Linked DNA regions of Homo sapiens: region 1 is linked to region 2. The links are chromatin loops, found by intact Hi-C in ENCODE. Cell type or tissue: PC-9. All regions are shown on one strand. Each heading gives the region's core, and the rest is flanking DNA. Links, peaks and the distances in the headings are about the cores only.

Region 1 (5,380 bases), core at 119-5,118, 83 kb after region 2:
AGCCTGGGGTCCAGGTTGAACGTGACCATCTCAACTGCGGCTGCCTCCACCTGCCAGCTGAATGACACCCTCGCTCCTTCTTGTGGATGTGGCTCACTAAGGAAGCTGCCCATTTGGGCCCATGCACTTCAGTTAGGGGGAACATGCAGGGATGCCGTGGGCAGAGGCAGGGGGTTGGCCTGGCATTGAGGCTCCCCAGTTGCCGCTGCTTCTAGACTAGCACCACACACCAGTGTCTTTTGTTCACCTCTGAGGCTCGTGTTCTTGGGTCATCCAACCTGCCCACACCCATGTGGCCCTTACGGCACAGCACAAGAGGCCCCATGCGACAGGTGTCTGCTGCACTCTCCTGGTGGAAGAGGCTTCAGACCATAAGGGCCCCTCGTCAAAGTACAAGCAGAACTGGGTGGGAGGAGGGGGTGTTAGTCTTAACTGGGCCACATGCTGAGGGTGATAAAAGCAAAGGACAGAAGCCCTTTGGTGCTAACGTTTGCCTTCTGAGAAGGGAACTGAACCTGTCAGCAAGAAACCATGAGCACTTTTAGGAATGTGGCACATCCCCTTGTGTGTGTTTCCTTACAGAAATTAGCCATGAAAACCTTGAAACCAATGAAGTCTGTCCAGTCATGTGGGGCCCCAGGGACAGTGAGGCTGGCTCAGGGGATGGGGAGTGGCTGCCCTCACTGCTCCCAAGGGAGTGGGCTGAGTTCCTGAGGCTGCAGCAAGGAAAGGAGCCCCACGGGGAGAGGGGACAGAAGACAGGCCTGGGATGGAGAGGGGGCCCCATCTGCCTTCACTAAGGGCTTTGGCCCCGGCTTATGCTCTCAATCCATTTCGGCTGAGCCCTGGGCCTTCAGCATCCAGACGCATGCTCTCCTTCCTACCCACGTGCTCTTTCCCATTCCGGAACTCCTCCTCACTGCGACAGTTCCTTTCCCTCCAGTCCTCGGTCCACCCTCCTTCTCAGCCCCTTCCCACCCTAATGCCCCTCCGCATCTGCCCTACATTCTATGGTTTGCACTTCACTCGTTTCCCTCCTCACTCCTGTTATCCCTTTGCCCTTCTAGCCTGCTTGGCCTGCAAAACCTGAGTGGATGGCTTGAGCTCTGTTGAGGAAAAGCACCCTGGCCTAAAATTCCCCGTCCCACTACTCTGCCACTTGGCCCAAAGTCCCAAGACCGCCTCCACCACCTTCCTCACCCGGGAGACTGAGGTCTATCCGGAGTCAGCTTCTAACTATTGCTTGCTTCGTGATGCCTGCCTGCCGTTCACACTTCAGCATCTTGTGAAGCACCTACACGCATCACAGCTGACACGCACCATCACTCCCGTTTCCCAGATGAGAAAACAGGTTAAGAAGCTTGCCTAAGGTCACACAGCTAATAAGTGACAAGCCACACCCTAGACACACCTCTAGCATATCACTCATGACACTAAATTGTCGTAAAAAATAGACACATCACAATAAAACCATCGTGCACAGTGCTCAGTACTTAGAAGGCATTTGTTTGTTGAATATGCGATTTTAAGAGTGACACCCCTAAGGCTCAGGAGAAATGAGGGTAAATTTCCCCTTAACAATTTGTCAGCAGAGAAACATTTTCTCCCTCATAATTAATGGGATCAGAATATCAAGAACCTCTCTGCTTGTGGTTAACAGGGTGGGCTCTGGCACCAGGCTACCAGGGTTCAAATCCTGGCTGCTCTGCCACTTTGTAGTCATGAGACTGTGGGCAAGTTAACCTCTCTGAGCTTGATCCTTCACCTGTGAGACGTAAAATTTCTACTTTGCAGAATCCCATGTGGGAGACATAATGCAGGTGCTTAGTGAGGGGACTGGCACCCAGTAAACACACTAAATGCCAACAAACATTTCATTCCCAGCACCAAAGACACTGCTCTGGTGTCTGTGACATACCCTGCAAGCCTCAAGACACTATGTCCACTCCCAAAGCAGTGTGGGGTGTTAGTTTGAGGGACAAACTTGGGTTTGAATATCAGCTCTGTCTCTTTCCAGCTGTGTGACCTGGAACAAATGCTGCTCTCCACAAATTTCAGTGTCCTCATAGGCATAAATGAATACCCACACCTCATAGAGTTGTTGTGAGCATTGAAAATGCCTGGCTGGGCACGGTGGCTCATGCCTGTAATCCCAGCACTTTGGGAGGCTGAGGCAGGCAGATCACCTGAGGTCAGGAGTTCGAGACCAGCCTGGCCAACATGGTGAAACCCTGTCTCTACTAAAAATACACAAATTAGCCAAGTGTTGTGGTGTGTGCCTGTAGTCCCAGCTACTCAGGAGGCTGAGGCAGATGAACCCCTTAAACCTGGGAGGCAGAGGTTGCAGTGAGTCAAGATCACGCCACTGCATTCCAGCCTGGGCAACAGAGCGAGACTCCATCTCAAAAAAACAAAAAGAAAATGCCTATCAAGTACCTTGCATATTGCACATGTAAACCTAACTGCAATGATTACAATACAGTTGGGGAAATTAGAATCAGATGGGTGCCTAGGACCCATCTGGAAACACTGTAACTGGACTGGTAAGGAGACCAAAGGCAAGGAGGCTGTTTCGGGGCCTGTTTTGACCAACCAGGCCGGCCAGGCACTGGAGGGGTGGGGTCACTGAAAATGACAGGGAATTGCCCCCTGACATGATAAAATGTCATGCACAGTCCGCCTCCACGCTCTGGCTCCTTGGCCATCGCTGCTGTTTTATGCCTCCTGATCCCTCTTGCTCTGGCTCCAAGGAGTTAGAGGTGTTTGAGAACAGTGGAGTCTCAAAACTGAAAAGGCTGCAGAGATTGTAGCACAGCCCCCTCATTTGACAGACAAGGAACAGGGATCAGAGAAGAGCAACAACGTGCACAATGTCACACGTGAGCTAGCAGCCCTCTCAGCTGGGTTCAGGTCTTCAGGGGCCTGTCTGGCATTCTTTATGGTATTTCACACTGCATTCTTGTGGTTTTTAGGGATTGGAGCTGTTAAAAAACTTCATTCCACATGCAGTGTCCACAATGACACAGGCGTAGAAAATGCGCTGATCTGCAGAATCTGCTGGTAGAGGCCAGGGGTCTGTCCCTCCGGGTAGAGGATACCAGGAAGGGAAATGCGAGGCAGCAATGCGTGAGGGGAAAGCTAGGTCAGTGTCCATCACCTTGGCCTTGTAAACAGGAACATCCTGGTAGACAGTTTCAATGGATGGATCAACAGGACCTGGCGCCAGACTTGGCAGTGAAGAGTTTCCAGCTCAGATGAGACACAAGGAGGAATGGGATTTCTGGAATTTGACAGGAATGGGATGTGTCTAGTTCGTGCTGATTTAAAAGTATATAGAATGCTCTAGCATGTTCAGTGGGGAATGGCTACCACCATTCTCATAAGCACCAGACCCCAAAGACTTGGGATAAACAAGGACCTTGCCTTATCAAAAACAAAACCTAGTAAAGCAGAGGTCCCCAACCCTTGGGCCACGGACTGGTGCTGGTCTGTGACCTGTTAGGAACTGGGTCACAGAGCAGGAGGTGAGTGGCAGGAGAGCAAATCTTCATCTGTATTTACTGTGGCTCCCCATCACTTGCATTGTTGCCTGAGCTCGGCCTCCTGTCAGAGCAGTGGTGGCATTAGATTCTCATAGAAGTGAGAACCCTATTGTGAACCACGCATGTGAGGGATCTAGGTTGTGTGCTTCTCATGAGAGTCTAATGTCTGACGGTCTGTCACTGTCTCCCATCACCCCCAGATGGGACCGTCTAGTTGCAGGAAAACAAGCTCAGGGCTCCCACTGATTCTACATTATGGTGAGTTGTATAATTACTTCATTATATATTACAATGTAATAATAGAAATGAAGTGCACAATAAATGTAATGCACTTGAGTCATCCTAAAACCACCACACCATCCCCACCAAAGGTTCATGGAAAATTTGTCTTCCACAAAACCAGTTCCTGGTGCCAAAAAGGTTGGGGACTGCTGGAGTAAAGCATGACTTAAGATTGGAAACTAAACACTCACAGGCAGATCAGAACATTTGTTTTGCCACTCACAGTAACAGTGATGTCATTAAGAGATGAGTATAAAAGAGCACAATTAACTGCCCAGACTTTTCAAAGCAAGAGGGTTTTCCTCATCCAAGGTGAGCACTGAATGTGAGAATTAAAGGGGCAAGGGGAGGAGGGAAAGGGGAGTGACTGCTTAAAGGACACAGATTTTCTTTTCAGGGTGATGAAAATGTTCCAGAACTAGACAGTGGGGATAGCTGCACAGCCTTGTGAATATACACTTTAAAATGGTTACTTTTAGGTTATATGATTTTTATTGGGATTAAAAAAAGCAAGATCAGCACCATAAACCAGGGCAAGAAAGAAAAAACAAAATATTTTTTTTAAAAAAATCAAAAGATACTGCAGTAATAAGCCTCAACTTATACAACAGAACCATCACAGGGAAGAGTAACAAGCACTGAAATAGTTGCAGGAAGACAACCAGAGCTTGAAAACTCACATCTAGGCTGGGTGTGGTGGCTCATGCCTGTAATCCCAGCACTTTTGGAGGCTGAGGCAGGAAGATCACTTGAGGCCAGGAGTGCAAGACCAGCCTAGGCAACATAGCAAGACCCTATCTCTAAAAAAAAAAAAAAAAAAAAAAGAAAAAAAGAGAAGAAGAAAGAAGAAGAAGAAGAAAGAAGAAAGAAGAAAGAAGACGAAGAGAAAAAAAAAAAAGCCAGGTATGGTGCCATGACTGTGGTCCCAGCTACTCAGGAGGCTAAGGTGGGAGGATTGCATGAACCTCAGAGTTTGAGGCTGCAGTGAGCTATGATCGTGCCACTGTACTCCAGCCTTGGCCACAGAGTGAGACCTTGTCTCTAAAACAAACAAACAAACAAAAAAACTCACATCTTTCTATTCCAGAAGTGGAACTCTGCCAAATCACCAACTGGATGAAGAGGGAAATCAGGGGATTTGATCCCTGTTCATTCAATTTGCTGGCTGCCTGTGTTCATAGCTCAGCCAACAATTGGTGTTGCCTTTATACCACCACCAGTACACTTTTTTTAGTATTATAATGAAAAAACCCTTGTTTTATCTCCAAAGTTTATTTTATATAGCACACATTTATATGGAACTGTAACAGTGTTTCAACACAAGACATTTGTGCAGAAAAATAACAGGAACTCTTTTGTTAGGATGATTGTCTCTGTTTTATACATGAAAGAGCTAGTATATAAAAATAGTTTTTAAACCAAAGGTAACCTTCTCTATTCTATATCAAAAGTACAATACTCTGAGTGGCAAAGAACCAGGGAATCTGAAAGAATTACCTCCTTTTACTAATCCAAGACTGGCAGCCAAAAGGAACACTGGCCTGCTTCAGACTATT
Region 2 (5,380 bases), core at 101-5,100:
AGCCTCAATCCTAATATATTTTAAAGGTTTTGTTGTATTATGAAGGTAAATTGCACATTATTAATAAACAAAGCATAAAGAGAAGGAAGCTTGAGCTTTGATCAGCCATGATAATATCTTTAATTTATTTTGGTATTCCAAGAAACTGTGCCAGTGCTTGCCACATAGTGAGTCCCAATAAATATGTGTTGAATAAATGACAAATAGTTTCACATCAAGAAGGTGAAGTGAGCATATGCCTAATTCTCCCCACATTATTTCAAACACATAGGAATGATCTAGAAGGTCTTGAAGATATTTAAAAGTACATAACCGTCAACTGTGAGAGGAAAACTGAAAATTGTCACAGTCCAGAACAGAGACAGAAACTAAGAGTGGAGAGCTAGGAGCAGTCTAGGATAGGGCTTCAAGTCCATGGGGGAAATTCCGCCAAACTTGCCCAGTATGTGGTAGGAGGCTGGCACCAGGATCTCTGTGTGAAAGCAAGGTTTACAGCTGTGCTTCCCACCTGGTCTGCCTCCCACTAGGATTGGACCAGAATCTCCTGCTTGTCTGAAGCAGCAGCTGAGGCAGAAAACTCAAGCTAACATAAGACCTATGCCTGGTTTGTGCCATCTGAGTGTGGGCATTGGAACTGCTACATCTTACAGGAAGAAGCCCTGATCTGAGCTTTTGCTAACTCAAGGAGCCAGGACTGGGAGAACCGAGAAACCACCTCCAAGGGGATGGGCATGCAAAAGAAAATTCCCATAGAAAATTAGGTCCCAAACAAAACGATAACATCTATGGGGAAGTTGGGCACCACAAAAAGTGGCCAGAGACCCAATATCTGAGGATATGAAAATAACGGAATAACCTAAAAAGGACTTTCAAGCAAGCATATTTAAAATCTCCAAATTTGGCCAGGCACAGAGGCTCATGCCTGTAATCCCAGCACTTTGGGAGACCGAGGTGGGTGGATCACCTGAGGTCAGGAGTTCGAGACCAGCCTGGACAACATGGTGAAACCCTGTCTCTACTAAAAATACAAACATTAGCTGGGCATGGTGGTGGGCGCCTGTAATCCCAGCTACTCGGGAGGCTGAGGCAGGAGAATTGCTTGAACCCAGGAGGCGGAGGTTGCAGTGAGCCGAGATCATGCCATTGCACTCCAGCCTAGGCGACAAGAGTGAAACTCAATCTCAATAAAAATAAAAATTAAAAAAAACCCTCCAAATTTTAAATTAAAATTCAATTTAATTTAATTTAAATCTTGTGTTTGCAAGTTGTGAAATACTATATATAGTATTCTACCTTTTGTATAAGAAAGTAGCTAATATCTGCAAAATATATTTTGCAGGAAGGATAAGCCAGACATTAAGGAAGTTGATGACCCAAAAGGAATGGGTGGGAATGGGATGTGAAAGAAAGCAATGGCACTTCTCTAAGTATATTTTTGTATATTTTGTCCTTTAATTATGTTAATATTTTACATATTCAAAAATAAAACTGAATATGAGAAAAAATGAAAATGCAATATAAACAAATAACTGCATATCACACTGAAGATGTAATTATGCAGTAGAATAAAAAGAATTCGTCCACTAACTTTTGACACAGCAATCTCATTGTGCACATTCAATAAGATATATTATATAGATAAAAATAATGGCAAAGCAACCTTGAACATGTTAGTGGTTTATTATTGATGTCAACACTGCTGCTGTAGCAATTTGAAGCCATTTTGTGTATCACTGGACTCAGCAAATGAGTAAATAGGCTGAAAAATGCATAAATACACTGGAAGTTGGGATTCTCACTGTGGGAAAGGGGAAATACAAGTTATGTTACAGGGGAGGGAGTGGAAGAACCATGTGATGTTGGACTGGAATATAGCTACTAGTATGAACTCAATTCTATTTATTTATTTATTTGTTTTGAGACTGAGTCTCACTGTGTCACCCAGGCTGGAGTGCAGTGGCATGATCTCTGCTCACTACAACCTCTGCTTCCTGGGTTCAAGCGATTCTCCTGCCTCAGCCTCCCGAGTAGCTGGAATTACAGGTGCATGCCACACGCCTCGCTAAATTTTGTATTTTTAGCAGAGATGGGGTTTTGCCATGTTGGCCAGGCTGGTCTCGAACTCCTGACCTCAAGTTATCTGCCTGGCTCACCCTCCCAAAGTGCTGGGATTACAACCGTGAGCCACCGTGCCCGGCCTCATGATTTTTTTTTTTTTTTTTTTTGAGGCAGAGTCTCGCTGTTTCACCCAGGCTGGAGTGCAATGGCACGATCTCGGCTCACTGCAACCTCTGCCTCCTGGGTTCAAGCGATTCTCCTGCCTCAGCCTCCTGAGTAGCTGGGATTACAGGCACGCACCACCACGCCCAGCTTTTTGTATTCTTTAGTAGAGACGGGGGTTTCACCATGTTGGTCATGTTAGGTTTGAACTCCTGACCTTGTGATCCACCCGACTCGGCCTCCCAAAGTGCTGGAATTACAGGCATGAGCCACCGCGCCTGGCCGGCCTCATGATTTTAAAATGTACTTCTGTCTAGTAAAAGGGCCTAGAATCAATGACATCCCAATGGCAGTGAGCACACAGCACCTAGTTCTTGTACAGTAGTCCTCCCTTATCTGTGGTTTCATTTTTTGTGGTGTCAGTTACCCACAGTCAACCACAGCCCAAAAATATTAAATGGAAAATTCCAGGAATAAACAAACCATAAGCTTTAAATTGTTCTGAGTAGCATGATGAAATCTTGCACAGTCCTGCTTTATCCCTCCCAGGACATGAATCATCCCTTTGTCCAGGATGTTCATGCTGTGGTTACTACCTGCCTGTGCCGGTTATCAGATTGAATGATATAGTTTGTACAGGGTTTGGTACTATCTGTGGTTTCAGGCATCCACTGGAAGTCTTGGAATGTAGCCCCTGAGGATAAGGGAATGTTACCCAAACACCAGGGGTTTGGTCTAGGTACTGCTGCTCACCACACAGAGAACCAATCACTGAGATGATGATTATTGCCAAGGAAGAAGGCTTTAATTGGGTGCTGCAGCTGAGGAAATGAGAGCTCAGTCTCAAATCCATCTCCCAGACCAACAAAAACTAGGGGTTTATACAGCAGGCAAGAAATGTAACAATGAGTAAGAAAACAGAAACTAGGGAGGGGCCAGGAAGCAATCATGATGAATAAGGGGTCCGACATCTCATTGTCTCCAGGTGGTGATGTGGTGAGTTTCAGTTCTTTGATACTTTTTTTTGACAGAGTCTCATTCTGCTACCCAGGCTGGAGTGCAATGGCAGTATCATAGCTCACTGCAGCCTCCACCTCCCAGGCTCAAATTATCCTCCCACCTCAGCCCCCATGGGTAGCTGGGACTACAGGCGTGCATCACCACACCTAGCTTATTGTATTTTAAATAGAAACACGGTTTTTTTTAAGTTTTTCTTTTATTATTATACTTTATGTTTTACGGTACATGTGCACATTGTGCAGGTTAGTTACATATGTATACATGTGCCATGCTGGTGCACTGCACCCACTAACTCGTCATCTAGCATTAGGTATATCTCCCAATGCTATCCCTCCGCCCTCCCCCCACCCCACAACAGTCCCCAGAGTGTGATGTTCCCCTTCCTGTGTCCATGTGATCTCATTGTTCAATTCCCACCTATGAGTGAGAATATGCGGAGAAACACGGTTTTGCTAGGTTGCCCAGGCTGTCTTAAATTCCTCGACTCAAGTGATCTGCCTACCTGGGCCTCCCAAAGTTGATCCTTTTTTTTTTTTTTTTTTTTTTTTGAGAGGCCCGACAGCCCTTTCCTGAGGAAAGAACTCAGATAAACAAATACAAATTTCAAGCTTGGCTGGGCGTGGTGGCTCATGCCTGTAATCTCAGCACTTTGGGAGGTCAAGGTGGGTGGATCACCCGAGGTCAGGAGTTCGAGACCAGCCTGGGCAACATGGTGAAATCCTGTCTCTACTAAAAATACAAAATTAGCTGGGCACAGTGGCAGGTGTCTGTAGTCCCAGCTACTCAGGATGCTGAGGCAGGAGAATCACTCGAACCCGGGAGGCAGAAGTTGCAGTGAGCCAAGATCACGCCACTGCATTCCAGCCTGGGCAAGAAGAGTGAAGCTCTGTCTAAAAAAAAAAAAAGTTTCAAGCTTTGAGACCAGAAGTGTCTGTCAATTTCTCTGTTTATGAAAAAAAAAAAAAGTATCTATGGGGCTATTGGGTTGGTTTCAGGGGGACTACTATATTCTGAATACCACCTGCCTCAGGTGGGGGTCTCTGGAAACAGAAGCTGTGATGGAGTATAAAGTACAAGATGTTTACTAGAGATCAACCAATGTATACCTATGGAAGGACCGAAGGAAGCAGGACTGAGAAGAGAAAGATGAACTGTGTTGCGGACCTCAACCAACCCAGCAGGGCGCTCTGGTACAAGTATTTTGTCCCAATAGAGTGTCCCAAATGGGGCTGAAAAGCCAGGCCTTTTACTTCTGTCTCAATCACTAGACGTAGGTGGCCCCGGAAGGGCATGCACCTAAGTGAAAGTGTTTTGCAGCTGAGGCAGACATTGAAGGAGCAGACAGCTGGAGGCTGCCCGCTGACCACACTCCCGATAGATAGGCAGCAAGCCCTTTCTACTTAAAATTTAATTTAATTTAATTTTATTGTTGTTGTTGTTTAGAGATGGAGTCTCACTAGGTCATCCAGACTGGAGTGCAGTGGCACAATCCTATTTCACTGCAGGCATGACCTCCAGGACTCAAGTGATCCTCCCACCTCAGCTTCCCAAGTGGTTGGGACAATAGGCGTGTACCACCATGCTCAGCTTCAAATTCTTTCTTAAGATGATCTGGGTGGCACATGTTCATGTCTAAAACACTGTTCCCACTCAAAGGAACTAGATCTCCTTAGAGAAGTGGCTGATTCCATGTCCAGGGCAAGGGAAGAACAAAGTGCGTCTGGAACATCTGGTAATGTGAGGAAGCAAGGAATACTCGAAAATCGATAAGACTCATGTTAAAAAGATACAGGAGGCTGAGTGTGGTGGCTCACGCCTATAATCCCAGCACTTTGGGAGACCAAGACAGGTGGATCACTTGAGGCCAGGAGTTCGAGACCAGCCTGGCCAACATAGTGAAACCCTGTCTCTACTAAAAATACAAAAATTAGCCAGGCGTGGTGGCACCCACGTGTAATCCCAGCTACTCTGGAGGCACAAGAATTACTTGAAACAGGGAGGCAGAGGTTGCAGTGAGCCAAGATCGTGCCACTGCTCTCCAGCCTGGGCAACAGAGTGAGACCCTGTCTCAAAAAATAAATAAAATAAATAAGTAAATAAACAAACAAATAAAGATACAGGAGCCAGCTAGAAGGGGCTC

Evidence for each region. A loop is a pair of places that touch in the nucleus more often than their neighbours do. Peaks named below come from ENCODE experiments on the same cell type or tissue, not always from the same donor. Only the 100,000 strongest peaks of a DNase experiment are listed, where the experiment ranks them.
Region 1: a loop joins it to region 2, with 9 times the contacts of the local background. A loop is called at or near these places in 4 of 110 quality-filtered maps.

What each region holds. Positions count from the first base shown.
Region 1 is chrX:136,211,734-136,217,113 of GRCh38, forward strand. It overlaps MAP7D3 (MAP7 domain containing 3), which reads right to left. Exons shown (of 19, transcript NM_024597.4): 19 at 5,081-5,380. Among named protein-coding and RNA genes, the nearest start is that of FHL1, 17 kb to the left of the region's middle. RefSeq lists a silencer at 2,777-3,071. In PC-9, for the core only: no CTCF peak of the experiment used is centred there; a DNase peak (open chromatin) is centred at 3,028; H3K27ac peaks cover 726 bases.
Region 2 is chrX:136,128,453-136,133,832 of GRCh38, forward strand. No RefSeq gene overlaps it. Among named protein-coding and RNA genes, the nearest start is that of FHL1, 66 kb to the right of the region's middle. In PC-9, for the core only: no CTCF peak of the experiment used is centred there; DNase peaks (open chromatin) are centred at 2,789 and 3,779; H3K27ac peaks cover 3,579 bases.